Regions from separate parts of the Homo sapiens genome. Here region 1 is linked to region 2. Evidence: read pairs that join two places in POLR2A ChIA-PET (ENCODE). Cell type or tissue: HCT116. All regions are shown on one strand.

Region 1 (5,000 bases), 1.8 Mb before region 2:
GCACTCCACCCTGGGTGACACAGCAAGACCGTGTTTCAAATATATATATATATATATATTTTAATTAAAAACTATTTTTAAAACTAACCAGATTCTAGAAAAAAGTGAAAACACATTTTCAAAAATGCTACTAACTTGATTCGAAAAAGACTATCTCAGTGTCTTCCACATGAGGCAGGAGAAGAAACCAATTCTTAAACCTCATTTCCCCTACCCCTGAGATCAATGGGTTCCTATAGATAGAATTTTATATTTATATTTTCCCATTGTTATTAATGGTAATTAACAACATGTAAATGGTATGGTTAAAAGTCACCCTCATTTCACCTTTGATACTTTATCTTTTCTTTGTTTCAATGCATTGATACCTTATCTTGATGTCTCACATTACTTCAACAGAAATAAAAAATACATTTTGAAAAGCAATGTAAAAAATTAAACTTTGTCTCAGAAAATTATACTAAAAAACTGTTATAGGCCAGGCATGGTGGCTCACATCTGTAATCCCAGCATTTTGGGAGGCTGAGGCCCACAGATTATCTGAGGTCGGGAGTTCGAGACCAGCCTGACCAACACGGAGAAAACCCCCTCTCTACTAAAAATACAAAATTAGCCAGGTGTGGTGGCGCATGCCTGTAATCCCAGCTACTCAGGAGGCTGAGGCAGGAAAATGGCTTGAACCAAGGAGGCAGAATTTGCGGTGAGCCGAGATCATGCCATTGCACCCCAGTCTGGGCAACAAGAGCGAAACTCCATCTCAAAAAAAACAAAAAACTGTTGGAAGGTTTAAAATGATTTAGCTACAGGTGTTATGAAAACTAAGCATAGGAAAAAATAAGGCAATTTTTAAAACAAGGAAAAACAAAATATTGAATAAGAAAGAAACCTAGCTGCCACGGTGGCTCACACTTGTAATCCCAGCATTTTGGGAGCCTGAGGAGGGCAGATCACTTGAAGTCAGCAGTTCGAGAATAGCCTGGCCAACATGGTGAAACCCTGTCTCTACAAAAAATACAAAAATTACCCAGGTGTGGCAGTGTGCACCTGTAATCCCAGCTACTTGGAAGGCTGAGGTGGGAGGGAGAATCTCTTGAACCTGGGAGGCAGAGGTTGCAGTGAGCCAAGGTTGTGCCACTGCACTTCAGCCTGGGTGACAGCGCAAGACCCTGTCTCAAAATACAAAAAAAAGAGAAAAAGAAAGAAAACTATATCATAGTACACTATGTTGCAAGGAATATTTACATAGTCATAATATTGTAAATAACACTGATTTAACCAAAAATTGTGATATAATTTCACTGGATTTTGTCAGGGAGGGATGTAAGAAAGTTAAATACGTATCTCTTCTACAAATGCAAAGCAAAAGATAAGTTTAAAATTATTTTAAAATAACAGTAAAGGGCCAGGCGCGGTGGCTCACACCTATAACCCCAGCACTTTTGGAAGTTGAGGCTGGCAGATCGCTTGAGCCCAGCAGTTCAACACCAGCCTGGGCAACACAGCAAAACCCTGTCTCTACAAAAAAATACAAAAATTAGCCAGGCATTTGTGGCACATGTCTGTAGTCCCAGCTACTTGGGAGGCTGAGGCAGGAAGATTGCTTGAGCCCAGGAGGCAGAAGTTGCAGTGAGTTGAGATCCCACCATTGCACTCCAGCCTAGGTGATTGCAGTGAGTTGAGATTAAGTCATTGGACTTTAGCCTGGGTGACAGAGTAAGACTCTGTCTCAAAAAAAAAAAAAAAAAAAAAGTAAAAATATTTAGAACTAAATGGTGGTATGTACCAGAAGCAACTACTAGAAACTGGTTGCTTCTGGAACCCTGATAAAATTGAGCTAGGTAAGGATAGGAACTCTTGTTTTCACTAACTCTTTTTTTATTCTATTTTAACTATGTGCATATGTCACTTTGATAAAATAAGTAAATAAGTAAGATTTACTTGCAAAACAGGTGATGCATTTCCTACTGATACATAGATTCATCATAAATCAAAGATTGCATTTCATCACACCCTCTGCCCTAGTAACCTGATTTCGGGTCCTTATTTGACACCATGGTTTGTTTTCTTTTTTTTTTTTCCTTTTGAGACAGAGTTTCGCTCTCGTCGCCCCGGCTCGAGTGGAATGGCGCAATCTCGGCTCACTGCAACCTCCGCCTCCTAGGTTCAAGCGATTCTCCTGCCTCAGCCTCGCAAGTAGCTGGGATTACAGGCACCGACAACCATGCTCGGCTAATTTTTGTATTTTTGGTAGGGACTGTTGGCCAGGCTGGTCTTGAACTCCTAACCTTGGGTGATCCACCCACCTTGGCCTCCCAAAGTGCTGGGATTAAAGGCATGAGCCACTGTGCCCGGCCATGGTTTATTTTCTCATTCTACTGGGACTTAATACTTATAGCAGCAGCACATGGAATTTGTGGATCTCAGTATGAGACACTCTGTAAGATGTTTCTTTCTTTTAGATTCCCTTAGAGAATCACCAAAGGAAAATTCATGCACAGAGTATAAAATATTCCCCCCAAAGAGACTTACTAAGTTTTATGAAAATAAAACTAGTTATTTCCACAAGATGTTCTGAGTTATATTTATATAGATTACTATCCTGCCAAGTTATTTTATTGTTAAAAAATAAACACTTCATGAAAGGTAAACAGTTCTCAGTCTTACGTAGATGCTAAAAAAGTTGATCTCATAGAAGTAGAGAGTAGAATAGTGGTTACTAGAGGCGAGGAAAGGGAGGGGGAGGAAGTGATAGCTGAAAGTTGGTTATGTATAGAAAAGTACAGCCAGATAGGAGGGAAAAGTTGTAGCATGCTACAGCACTATAGGGTGACTATAATTAACAACAATTGGTTGTATATTTTCAAATAGCTAGACGACCAGATTTTTTAATGTTCCCAACACAAAGAAATGACAAATGTTTGAGATGATGGATATGCTAATGGCCATGTGTAATGGCCTATTTGACATTATATACACGTATCTAAACATCACACTGATGGCAACGGCGAGCCTTCTGGAGTGGCCGCTGACGTCACGCCAGCTGCAGCAGGGAGACACAGGCAGTGGTGGCAGGATTGGCTTCAAGAGCAGCAATAGTGGCAGTGGGTCCCCTGTGCTCCACGTCACCGAAGCAGCCCATGGCACAGCTGTCAATGTGGGTTGGTGGGGGGCGGGGGGGAGGCGGAGCTGGGCCTGGGGCGGTGCCCCACTCCACAAAGGCAGCGGGACCCAGGGACAAGCGGGGCCCGCCCACCCCACCCCACCTCAGGAGCCAGGCTGAGCCCGCCCGCCAGCAGAAGAGCAGCACGGTTGGGCAGGAGGGGCAGGCAGAGAGGGGCCCAGCGAGGACATGGAGCCCCCACACCAGGCTGCAAGGAGATGCGGCCAGGGCTGCCGACATGCTCCAGGCAGTGAGCGAAAGCCCCGCCCTCTCAGATGCAGGACCTGGACATCTCTGGATTCTGCACCCTCAGGGGTCCGGGGAAGTCCCCCTGCCCCTGCAGGCTCAGGAATGTCTGCTCCTGCTGCCTGGCCTCTCCCGACTCCCAGCCCCTGCTCCAATCTTGGAGCAGGGCTGAAGCCAAGCCAGGTAACTGTCACAGCCCGGCCAGGTATGTGGACACTCAGGGCGGTGCTGACGTGCTAGCTGCCTGCCACCTCAGCCCGCTTTGGACTTTGGGCACCAAAAAGCAAGATGGGGGAATCAAGGGGAGATTAGTGCAGCTCGGTGCTGGCCTGCAGGTGCCCCTTGGCAGGAGCAGCCTGGGAGCCATGGATGGCGGCAGGCAGCAGACAGGCTCCTGGGCAGAAGGGGGCAGGTCCCCACTGAGGCCCCACCTTCCGGGCCAGGGAGGGCCTGAAGGCTGGGGGCCAGGCTGCTAGTCCTGTGGACTGGAGTGGGAACTTGTGGTGCCTTTTCCAGGCACAGCAATCCATAGACCAATCAGTGCATACTTCCTCCCCTCTGAGGCCCATAAAAGCCCCAGGATCAGCCAGAGCTGTACAGATGATGGAACAACCAGCTGCAGGGAGGAATTACCTTCTCTGCTGAGAGCTGGACAGATGATGGGACCACCAGGTGCAGAGAGGAGCTACCCTCTCTGCTGAGAGCTGGACCGAGGATGGGATGACCAGCTGAAGAGAAAAGCTACCCCTTCTGCTGAGAGCTGAACACTCTTCAGGATACCCTGGCTACAGAGAGGAGCTGCCCACTGCAGGTCTCCTCTAAGCTGTTCTATTGCTCAATAAAGCTCCTCTTCATCTTCCTCACCCTCCATCTGCATACCTCATTCTTCCTGGGTGCAGGACAAAAGCTTGGGATCCACTAAATGGCAAGGCTAAAAGAGCTATAACATAAACAGAGCTGAAACATTCTTGCCACATTGTGGGCAAAGAGAAGGAGAGAAGAGCTGCAGCCCTTCCAGAAGGCCAGACCTGGGAGCTCCCTGAGCCAGGGCTATGAGTCCCTCTTTGGGGCCCTGCGGTTCCTGATGTCTCCAAGCTTCCAGACGCCATCACACTCCCCGGGAGCAGCCAGAGAAGCTGCTTGAAGTGCACCTGGTCCAGCTGCAGCCTTGCAGGAAGGCAACGCCCATGCCAGCACCTGGAGCTACCTGCTCTGTGGCAGCAGCCAGTGTGTCTTGACTGCACACTGGCTGTACCCCACTCTAGCTCACACACCCCTCCCCAGCTCCACGCCTGACTCACGCAGTCTCCCTTGGAGGCATGAGATCCAGGCTGGTAGTGTGAGCCTGCCAGGCCAAGTGGATGGAAAAAGCCCAGCGGGCCCAGACAAAGGCGCCACCAGCCACACGTTTCTGGCCAGAAAGGAGACACCCTAAAGATGCTGTAACAACACTGTACTCCATAAATATGTATAATTATTAAGTAAATTAATATAACAAAAGAAAAAGGAAACTGTTTATTCGTAAAAAGAAAGTGTTAAATAATACTTCCAGAAAAAAACAAAAAGATGTTAGTTGCTCCATCTTCTTGGTATA
Region 2 (5,000 bases):
GCACTTGAAGAAGGCCAGGAGCCTCTGCTGCTGACCTGAGAGCTGGGCCTGCGAGTGCTGCGCCGACGGGGCCTGCTCCACATCGAGGCTCAGCTTCCCAGGGGCCTCCTGCAGCAGCCGGGCCAGCTGCTCCTCCCAGGGGCTCTCGGGGGGCCTGGCGCGTGCAGTGCTCCAGGCACCCGGCCATCTGCTTGCTCAGGAGCCGGGGCTCCACCTGCAGGCGCCTGGTCAGCGCCTTGAACTCCCCGCTCTGGAATGGCATCTGCAGCTTCGCCTTCAACCGCTGCATACGCATCTGCTGGGTCCGCTTATCCTTCTCCAGTCTCTTTGCCCAGCGGCCACAGGGCACCGGGGTGGCATCCTTGACCCCCATCTGGACCTTCCTGGGTGGCTGGAGGCTACCACCTCCACTGCCACATTCTGGGAGCCACGCCACATCCACCCTGTTCACCACCACCTCCGACACGCTCCCAGCCTGCAGCTGCCGCACCCGCGCCTGGAGCACCTCCAGCAGCTCCACGTGGCCCCAGTCCTTCCTGCGGTCTTGGTCTTGCTCCTGGGGGCTGGCGGATGAGCTCCTCCTGGGGCCGCAGACGCCACCGACGGTCCCTTCTTTGGCGGGGAGTCCCGGGCGGCCGCAAGGCCGCAGGGCCCGTTTGAGCCCCGCCGCTCCACAACTTTCTTGTTGGTAAATACAGGGGGCATTTCTTCAGATCTTAATTGATTTTTCTATACTCTGATTGCTTCCTCTTTCTGAGATGCTTGCTTCTCTTGGCTGCGTGGAACCATAGTCTCCTCTTTCTGCTTGCTCCTTCTTAGTTTCCTCTTGGGCTTTTTTTCCTTTGCCTGACCCTTATATGTTCGAGCTCTTAGAGATGGTCCTAAGTCTCTACTCTTCTCACCTTCACCCTCAACCATGGACATTGAAAGATTCTCCCCGGGGCCTGAAAACTTAAGGGAATGAATAACTCCTCCTTACTCAGGCCCAGTGCCAAGGCTCAAGGCCACTTGTACCAGCAGCGTGCGTCAGCAAGATAGCAGAAGCAGGAAGACAGCTGGCTGGAGGACACATACGCCGGAAGATTGAGAGGGAGGCCGTACGGGTACTACATAGCAGACACGTCAGACTGGGACACTGCCTGTTTACAGAGGACTATAAAACCCCTGCCCCGGACTCACTTGGAGCTGACGCCATTTTAGGCCTCAGTCCACCAGCACCCAGGCGCTTATTGAGACAGCGTGTTGTTCCACACCGCCTCACGTTGTCTGTTGGCGCGCTCTGCTCTCGCGGTTCGAACGATACAAGAGCCTTGCAGACATCTCATTTTATGGCTTTCTTTACTCTTTAGAAACAAATGACTCAAAAATCTATCATCTCTGGCCAGTCGCGGTGGCTCACGCCTGTAATCCCAGCACTTTGGGAGGCTGAGGCGGGTGGATCACAAGGTCAGGAGATCGAGACCATCCTGGCTAACACAGTGAAACCCCATCTCTATTAAAAAATACAAAAAACTAGCCGGGCGTGGTGGCACACACCTGTAATCCCAGCTACTTGGGAGGCTGAGGCAGGAGAGTCGCTTGAACCGGGGAGGCGGAGGTTGCAGTGAGCCGAGATTGCGCCACTGCAGTCCGCAGTCCGGCCTGGGCGACAGAGCGAGACTCCGTCTCAAAAAAAAAAAAAAAAAAAAAAAAAAAAAAAAATCTATCATATCTACCCTGATTCCTTTGGTGAGACCCAAATGCGACATTCATCTGCCTTCTAGATATCACCTAGATGACTTATAGGCACCCCAAGCTCCAAAATGGAACACATCCTTTCACCTCAACATCTGTTTCTCCTCTAGTGTTACGTAGCTTATTAAATAACTTTACCATGAACTTGGTTGACCACACCAGAAACCCGGGAGGTCTCCTTCAAATTGTTTATTCTCTCTCCTCCACCCCCAACCTGTCCATTATAATCAAATATGAAATTTTGTCACCTTGAAACCCTAAATATTTCTTTTTTTAACTTTTAAAAAAGCTTGGTAAAATACACACAACATAATTTTTTTTTTCAAGATAGGGTCTTACTCTGTCACTCAGGCTGGAGTGCAGTGGTGCCATCATGGCTCGCTGTAGCCTTGACCTCCCAAGCTCAAACAATCCTCCCGCCTCAGCCTCCTGAGTAGCTGGGACTACAGGTGCCTGCCCCCATGCCCAGCTAATTTCTGTATGTTTTTTAGAGAAGGGAGGAGGGGTATCACCATCTTTCCCACGCTTGTCTTAAACTCTTGACCTCAAGCGATCCTCCCACCTCAGCCTCCCAAAGTGTTGGGATTATAGGTGTGAGCCACCATGCCTGGCCCAGGTTTACCATTTTAACCTTTTTGCTTGTTTGTTTTTTGAGACGGAGTCTCACTCTGTCTGTCGCCCAGGCTGGAGTGCAATGTTGCGATCTTGGCTTACTGCAACCTCTGCCTCCCAGGTTCAAGCGATTCTCCTGCCTCAGCCTCCCGAGCAGCTGGGATTACAGGCATGTGCCACCACGCCTGGATAATTTTTATATTTTTAGTAGAGATGGGGTGTCACTATGTTGGCCAGGCTGGTCTCAAACTCCTGAGCTCAAGTGATACAGCCACGTTGGCCTCCCAAAGTGCTAGGATTATACGCATGAGCCACCATGCCTGGCCCCATTTAAACCATTTTTTAACCGTACTATTCTGTGGCATTAAGCACATTTGTGTTGCCGAATGGTGCAACCATCACCAATATCCATGTGTAGAACTTTTTCATCTTCTCTGGTTGAAATTCTATACCCATTAAACATTAAATCTTCACTCCCTAGTCTTCACCCAGACCCTGGCAGCAACCATTCTACTTTCTGTCTCTATGAATCTGGTACCGCATATAAATGAAATCACACAGCAGTTGTCTTTGTGTTGGCTTCCTTCACTTAGCATAATATCCTCAATGTTCATCCATGTTGTACCACATGTCACAATTTTCTTCCTTTTTTAAGACTGAGTAGTACTACATTGTATGGATAAACTGTATCTTGTTTACTCATTCATCGCTTGATGGACTCTTGGGTTGCTTCCACCTTTTGGCTATCGTGAATAATGCTTCTGTGAACGCAAGTGTACAAACATCTGTTTGAGTCTTTGTTTTCACTTCTTTTGGGTATATACCCTATATCCACGAGTGAAATTATTGGATCATGTGGAAATTGTTTTATTTTTTGAGGAGCCACCTTATGATTTTATTTTCTTTTTTTTTTTTGAGACAGAGTTTTGCTATTGTCGCCCAGGTTGGAGTGCAATGGCATGATGTTGGCTCACTACACCCTCCCCCTCCCAGGTTCAAGTGATGTTCCTGCCTCAGCCTCCCGAGTAGCTGAGATTACAGGCATGCACCACCACACCTAGCTAATTTTTGTATTTTTAGTAGAGATGGGGTTTCTCCATGTTGGTCAGGCTGGTCTCGAGCTCCCGACCTCAGGTGATCTGCCTGCCTCGGCCTCCCAAAGTGCTGGGATTACAGGTGTGAGCCACCTTGCCTGGCCCATATGATTTTCTATAATGGCTGCACCCTTTTACATTCCTACCAGCAATGCACAAAGCTTCCAATTTCTCTACATCCTCACCAATGCTTGTTTTTGTTTGTTTGTTTTCTGAGACAGTCTTGCTCTGTGACCCAGGCTGGAGGGCAGTGACATTGAAAGAGGAGAAAGGAAGAAACCGGTCAGGCACACAGTTAGGGTGGATCCTTGGTTGAATTCTTTCAAACAAAAGAACAGCTTGCAGGCACAGATAAGGGAACTTGCACAGGGGGGCTTGCCTAAGACATGCCCACAGCTGCACAGATAAGAAAGGCTATGCAGGGCGGGGCACGGTGGCTCACGCCTGTAATCCCAGCACTTTGGGAGGCCGAGGCGGGCGGATCACGAGGTCAGGAGTTCAAGACTAGCCTGGCCACCATAGTGAAACCCCATCTCTACTAAACATACAAACATTAGCTGGTCATGGTGGCACGTGCCTGTAATCCCAGCTACTCAGGAGGCTGAGGCAGGGGAATTGCTTGAACCAGGACCTGGGAGGTGGAGGTTGTAGTGAGCCAAGATGGCGGTGCCACTGCACTCCAGCCTGGGCGACAGAGCGAGATTCCGTCTCAAACAAACAAACAAAAAAGCTATACAGGTGACTTGCCCAGACATGCCCACAATGGAAAATTCCATCCCCTGACACATGCGCAGTAAAGGGAACAAAGGAATATAGAGTAATTCAAGCTAAGGACCCGCATGCTAACTAGGAGGACAGCGTGGAGCTACCACAAATTCATGCCTTATGCAAATGCAATAGCCAGCCCTCATCAGTTTCTTATAAAAGCCTTTGAATTCAACTGTAAAAATGACAACCCTCTTCCAAGTCCCCTCTTTGCAGCAGAGAGCTTTCTTCTTTTGCTTATTAAATTTTTGCTCCAACTTCACCCTTCATGTCCATACTCAACTTTCTTGGTTGTGAGACAAAGAACTTTGGGTGATACCTTGGACTACAAGAGACTGCTACATTGTGGCACATCGGTGACACTAACAGCATGACCATGGCTCACTGCAGCCTCAACCTCCCATGCTCAAGTGATCCTCCCACCTCAGCCTTCCCAGTAGCTGGGACTACAGGCACACACCACCACGCCCGGCTAATTATTTTATTTTTTGTAGAGACAGTGTTTTGCTGTGTTGCCCAGATATATCTTGAACTCCTGGGATCAAGGAATCCTCCCCCTTCACCCTCCCATAGTGCTGGGATTACAGGTGTGAGCCACTGAGCCCTGCTTGTTGTTTTGTTTTGCTTGAGATGGAGCCTCGCTCTGTGGCCCAGGCTGGAGTGCAGTGGTGTGATAGCTCACTGCAACCTCCACCTTCCAGGTTCAAGCGATTCTCCTGCCTCAGCTCTGAGTAGCTGAGATTACAGGTGCCCACTGCCATGCCCGGCTAATTTTTTTTTGTATTTTTAGTAGAG

What was found. ChIA-PET counts read pairs that join two places held together with the same protein. Peaks named below come from ENCODE experiments on the same cell type or tissue, not always from the same donor. Only the 100,000 strongest peaks of a DNase experiment are listed, where the experiment ranks them.
Region 1: POLR2A ChIA-PET joins it to region 2 with 8 read pairs; 2 of 35 experiments call an interaction of 5 or more read pairs at or near these places.

What each region holds. Positions count from the first base shown.
Region 1 is chr17:60,324,245-60,329,244 of GRCh38, forward strand. The region is part of intron 2 of USP32 (ubiquitin specific peptidase 32); the gene reads right to left. Among named protein-coding and RNA genes, the nearest start is that of USP32, 65 kb to the right of the region's middle. RefSeq lists a silencer at 1,102-1,255 and an enhancer at 3,412-4,258. In HCT116, no CTCF peak of the experiment used is centred here; no DNase peak of the experiment used is centred here.
Region 2 is chr17:62,139,967-62,144,966 of GRCh38, forward strand. It overlaps the pseudogene POLRMTP1. Among named protein-coding and RNA genes, the nearest start is that of MED13, 77 kb to the left of the region's middle. In HCT116, no CTCF peak of the experiment used is centred here; no DNase peak of the experiment used is centred here; H3K27ac peaks cover 878 bases.